2 separate regions of the Homo sapiens genome follow, and region 2 is linked to region 1. A link is an interaction called in ENCODE POLR2A ChIA-PET data of the cell type or tissue named here. Cell type or tissue: PC-9. All regions are shown on one strand. Links, peaks and the distances in the headings refer to the core of each region. The heading gives the core; the rest is flanking DNA.

Evidence for each region. ChIA-PET counts read pairs that join two places held together with the same protein. Peaks named below come from ENCODE experiments on the same cell type or tissue, not always from the same donor. Only the 100,000 strongest peaks of a DNase experiment are listed, where the experiment ranks them.
Region 2: POLR2A ChIA-PET joins it to region 1 with 9 read pairs; 2 of 35 experiments call an interaction of 5 or more read pairs at or near these places.

What each region holds. Positions count from the first base shown.
Region 1 is chr20:35,128,514-35,131,424 of GRCh38, reverse strand. The region is part of intron 11 of MMP24-AS1-EDEM2 (MMP24-AS1-EDEM2 readthrough); the gene reads left to right. The region is part of intron 7 of EDEM2 (ER degradation enhancing alpha-mannosidase like protein 2); the gene reads left to right. Among named protein-coding and RNA genes, the nearest start is that of EDEM2, 17 kb to the left of the region's middle. In PC-9, for the core only: no CTCF peak of the experiment used is centred there; a DNase peak (open chromatin) is centred at 1,564; H3K27ac peaks cover 1,410 bases.
Region 2 is chr20:35,525,660-35,528,570 of GRCh38, reverse strand. It overlaps C20orf173 (chromosome 20 open reading frame 173), which reads left to right. Exons shown (of 6, transcript NM_001145350.2): 4 at 27-120; 5 at 287-338; 6 at 1,321-1,592. The coding sequence ends at 313. Among named protein-coding and RNA genes, the nearest start is that of C20orf173, 2.5 kb to the left of the region's middle. In PC-9, for the core only: no CTCF peak of the experiment used is centred there; no DNase peak of the experiment used is centred there.

The DNA.
Region 1 (2,911 bases), core at 306-2,805:
CGCACACCATCACATCCAGCTAATTTTTGTATTTTTAGTAGAAACGGGGTTTCACCATGTTGGCCAGGCTGGTCTCAAACTCCGGACCTCAGGTGATCTGCCCGCCTTGGCCTCCCAAAGTGTTGGGATCACAGGTGTGAGCCACCACGCCTGGCCTGAGTGCCTGCAGAATCAGTTCTGAATTCAGAGTCACTATGGACTTACACTGCCCACTTCATGCCCACTACAGCACTTGATGCCTTCTTGCAAAAGCCAACTGAAGCGTGCTGCATTCTGTGTATGTAGCCCTGGATTTCTTATCTCCTGGCCATTGCACATGGCATCTTCTTTGCCTAGAATGTCTTTTTTCCTGTCTTCCTATGTCCAAATTCTTTTCACCCTTCAAAGCCTAACTTAAATGTCGCCTTGCCCAGGAAGTAGCTTGATCCTTCTACAGAATTTGGGACCTTCAGCATCTTTCTTGCAGTTAGCTCTCATCAACAGTTACAGCTCTACAAATTGAATGCAGAATCCATGCCTTACTCATCTTATGTTCCCCACAGTGCTTTACATGTGGTAGGTAATAGATTAATACCTGTTGAATAAATACATCTTACCCGCCAGGCCCTTAGACACTAGCAATCTTGAGGAATTGTTGAGCACCTAATTACTATTATTATTATAGCTACAGTAGTCCCCCGTTATCCACAGTTTTGATTTCCATGGTTTCAGTTATCCATGGTCAACTGCAGTCTGAAAATAGGTGAGTACAGTCAGATACGATATTTTGAGGCTGGGTGCAGTGGCTCACGCCTGTAGTCCCAGTTTTTTGGAAGTGAGGATTGTTTGAGGCCAGGAGTTTGAGACCAGCCTGGGCAATATAGTAAGACCCCCTCTCTAAAAAAACAAAGATATTTTGAGGCACTAAATTTACATAATTTCTTTTTTTCCTGTCTCTTACCAAAAAGACAAATTCACATAACTTCTATAACATATATTGTTATACTTGTTCTGCTTTATTATTAGTTATTGTTGTTAATCTCTTCCCATGCCTAATTTATAAATTAAACTTTTTCGGCTAGGCACAGTGGCTCATGCCTTTAATCCCAGTGCTTTGGGAAGCTGAGGCGAGAGAATTGCTTGACCCCAGAAGTTCAAGATCAGCCTGGGCAACATGGTGAGACCTCGTCTCTACAAAAAATAAAAAAAAATTTGCTGGGCATGATGGTGCGTGCCTGTAGTCCCCACTACTTGGGAGGCCAAGGTGAAGGATTGCTTGACCCTGGGAGGTCAAGGGTGCAGTGAACCGTGATCATACCACTGCATTTCAGCCTGGGTGACAGAGTAAGACCCTGTCTCAAAAATAAAAATTTTTAAAAATTTAATGAATTAAGAATTCTCATAGATGTGTATGTATAGGAAAACAGTAGTCACGCATTGCTTAATGACAGGGATATAGTCTGAGAATTGCATCGTTAGGTGATTTCATCATTGTGCAAACATCATAGGGTGTACTTAAGCAAACCTAGATGGTATAGCCAACTACACACCTAGGCTATATGGTGTAGCCTATTGCTCCTAGGCTACAAACCTGTACAGCATGTTACTCTACTGAATACTATAGACAATTGTAATAGAATGGTAAGTATGTATATAAACATAGAAAAAGTACAGTACAAATACAGTATAAAAGGGCACATGAATGAAGTTCACAGGACAGGAAGTTGCTCTGGGTGAGTCAGTGAGTGGTGAGTGAATGTCAAGGTCTAGGACATTACACTATTGTAAACTTTATAAATACTGTACACTTAGGCTATACTAAATTTATTTAAATTTTTTTTTCTTTCTCCAGTAATAAATTTTTTTTTTTTTTTTGAGATAGAGTCTTGCTCTGTTGCCCAGGCTGGAGTGCAGTGGCATGATCTTGGTTTACTGCAACCTCTGCTTCCCCAGTTCAAGTGATTCTCCTGCCTCAGCCTCCTGAGTAGCTGGGATTACAGGCGCCCACCACCATGCCTGGCTGATTTTTTTTTTCTTTAAAGACAGAGTCTCACTCTGTTGCCCAGGCTGGAGTACAGTGGTGCAATATCGGCTCGCTGCAACCTCTGCCTCCCGGGTTCTAGCAATTCTCCTTCCTCAGCCTCCCGAGTAGCTGGGATTACAGGTGCACGCTGCCATGCCCAGCTAATTTTTTGTATTTTAGTAGAGATGGGGTTTCACTGTGTTGCCCGGGCTGGTCTTGAACTCCTGAGCTCAGGCAATCCACCCGCCTCGGCCTCCCAAAGTGCTAGGATTACAGGCGTGAGCCACCGTGCCTGGCCTAATTTTTGTATTTTTAGTAGAGATGGATGGGTTTTCACCATGTTGGCCAGGCTGGTCTCAAACTCCTGATCTCAGGTGATCTCCACCCACCTTGGCCTCCCAAAGTGCTGGGATTAGAGGCGTGAGCCACCATGCCTGGCCTCCAATAATAAATTAACGTTAGCTTACTGTAACTTTTTTACTTTATGAACTTTAAAATTTTAAAAAACTTTTTGACTCATTTGTAATAATGCTTAGCTTAAAACACATTGTACAGCTATACAGAAATATTTTATTTATATCCTTATTCTCTAAGTTTTTTTCTGTTTTTAGTTTTTTATTTTGTTTTCACCTTTTAGACTTTTTTGTTAAAAACTAAGCTACAAACACACATTAGCCTAGGCCTAGGGTCAGTATCATCAATATCACTGTCTTCCACTTCCCCATGTTATCCTGCTAGAAGGTCTTTGGGGGCAGTAACACTCACAGAACTGTTGTTATCTCAGATGATTGATAACAATGCCTTCTGGAATTCCTTGAAGGACCTGCCTGAAGCTGTTTCATTTTTTTTTTTTTTTTAGACAGAGTTTTGCTTATGTTGCCCAGGCTGGAGTGCAGTGGCACCATCTCG
Region 2 (2,911 bases), core at 286-2,785, 400 kb before region 1:
CACACACAATGCTTCATCTATCCCAGGAATGCCAGCGACCAGGGCTCCTGGATGCAGCTGGAGATGCTACTGCGGAAGCTCTCTGACCTGGTGTGGACTTCAGATGCTCTAAGTGATAAGGTGATGGAGGTGTCCCCAGACATTCTCTGTGTGGGGGTGAGGGGAGGTCACTGCAGGGAGTAACAGCAGGGGCTCTGGGAAGACCTTCTATTGGCTTACTGGGGACACTTGCAGGACTTTCCCAGGTCTTGTGGCCCAAACTCCCCCACCTCCAATTCTTTCTCAGATTTTGGAAGATGGTCTGGTTCCCTAGTGGAGTGGAAGATAGCAAAGACACGGTGAGGGGGAATAGGAAAAGGGGTAGGATGTGGCTGTGGGTTGCTGTGGGAAGGGCCCCAGGTCAGTTCCCTCCCCCTTCCTCCCCAGGTGCAACCAGGACAACTGGCTGTCTTACCAGGGTCAGGGTCATCCCTGGGGCCCAAGGCTTTGTTCTGTGTCTTGCACAACTGTGCCCCGGCAGGAAAGATTCTTGTATCTTCTTCTCTTAAAATTCCTGCTCCTCAATGCCTTCAGCATGGAGTCTAAAGTTTTCTGCCTGGCTTTCAAGACTCTACATGTAGGCCAAGCGTGGTGGCTCATGCCTGTATCCCAACACTTTGGGAGGCTGAGGCGGGTGGATCATGAGGTCAGGAGTTCGAGACCAGCCTGGCCAATATGGTCAAACTCCATCTCTACTAAAAATACAAAAAATAGCCAGGCATGGTGGTAGCCTCATCTCTACTAAAAATGCAAAAAATAGCCAGGCATGCCTGTAGTCCCAGCTACTCGGGAGGCTGAGGTAGAAGAATCGCTTGAACCCGGGAGGCAGAGGTTGCAGTTAGCCGAGATTGCGCCACTGCACTCCAGCCTGGTGACAGAGCGAGACTCCATCTCAGAAAAAAAAAAGACTATACATGTTCTGACTCCTCCCCTTGCCTCCTGTCTCCCAGGCTCCCATAATGGGCTCTTAGAATTCCCCAGACACATGAGCTGCCTCATGCCTTCTCTCGCACCATTCCGTTTGCCTGGAATGCCCTTCTCTTACGTCCTGGGGGTTCCCCTCTCTTCCTCCAATACCATGAGGAAAAGTGAGTTGACATTCTCTTTTTTGGGATCCTCAGTGACTCTAGGAGAGTGTCCAGAGTCTGTTTCCTGGAGGTGAGCTCCAGTCTCCTCCCAGCTCCCAGGGACAACCTGTCATCCTAGATGCTGAGTGAAGGGAGGCAGGGGTGAGGACAGGAGTCTGCCTGCTGACGCACATGTCCCTCTCTTATCCACTAGGTCACCCTCTTTGGATTTGGATCAGAATAGCAAGGAAAGTGTTTCTATCACTGGAAGGAGGATAATCAGACCAAGGGCTCCAAGGAAATACTGCCCACGTCTAGTGCAGGAGCAGAAATCGAAGTCATCCATCAGCTAGCGTGTGGACAAGCTCACTATTCACACAAGCTCAGCCTAGCTGAGTCCATACAAATCCTATTTCTGGGTGGGTAAAGGGCAGGAGGAAATTGTAAGATCAGTCTGGTACTGAATAAAATCCTGGCCTGATTGTCTTACCTGTAACCACAGTGTCTGGGAGGGATGGGCCAGAGGTGCCTTCCAGATCTCAGGGGCAATATTTGAGTTGATTTCTTTGCCTAGTGCCCTGGATCATGTAGGAGGTATAAGTTTAGATTCAATTTCATGCCAAGTGCAAACCCAGACTTTGAGTTGTTGGGGGAGGCTCTTTACCCACTTCGATAAAAGAAGTAAACCTCCTTGTTTCACCCATGCCGGAGGGTGAGGGTTGTTTTTTGTTTTTTGTTTTTTTGCCCAGCTTTTCACAGAAGGTTTAGCATTTTGAGGTTCCCAGTTTTTTTAGGTGCCTCAGTTCCAATTCGCTTTTTTTTTTTTTTTTTTTTTTGAGACAAGAGTTTGCTGTGTTGCCCAGGCTGGAATGGAGTGGCACAATCATGGCTTATTGCAGCCTCGACCTCCTGGGCTCAAGTGATCCTCCCACCTAAGCCCCCTGAGTAGCTGGGACTATAAATGCATGTCACCACACCCAGTTAATTTTAATTTTTGTTTTTGTAGAAAGGGGGTCTTGCCATGTTGGCCAGGATGGCCTTGAACTCCTAGGCTCAAGCAATCCTACTGCCTTGGCCTCCCAAAGTGCTGGGATTACAGGTGTGAGTCACTGTGCCTAGCACTTACCGTGTCACTTCTGCAGCATTCCATTGGTCAGATCAAGTCATAAAGTGATCCAAGATCCAAGAAGTGGGGAAATGAACTGCTCTTCCTAATGGAAAGAGCTGAAGAGAATCTGCCATAATGAGACTACCACAGTGTCAAGGGCCCAGTTGTGTTGGCAGCAGTGGTGGCATTCCAGGTGGGCCATTCCTGGGGTAGTCTTTGGCCATGTTTTGCATCTCATGATAGACTGAGCCTGGTTCTCTAGCTTTTGCATCATCCTGTAAACTACTAAATATTTAGCCGGCGAATTGTTTTTCTCTGAAGTTTACCAGTCTGTTGACCAAGACCAAGAATCCAACTGCTACAGTTAACAAAGAATAAAAAATCAGACTTTTGGCTGGGCACAGTGGCTCAGACCCAGCATGTTGTGAGGCTGAGGCAGGAGGACTGCTTGTGCCTGGAAAATTTCTGCATAATTCACCCCTTAATTTGCATGTAGTTAAAAGTGGGTATAAATAGGATTGCAGAGCTGCTGCTGAGCTGCTAACTCTGGGCACACTGCCTATGGGGTAGCCCTGTCCACAAGAAGCAGTGTACCTCTGCTGCTGCTGTGCAATGCTGCTTCAATACAGTTTGCTAACACCACTGGATCGCATCAGGGCAAAGCCAAGAACCCTCTCAGGCTAAGCCCCAATTTTGG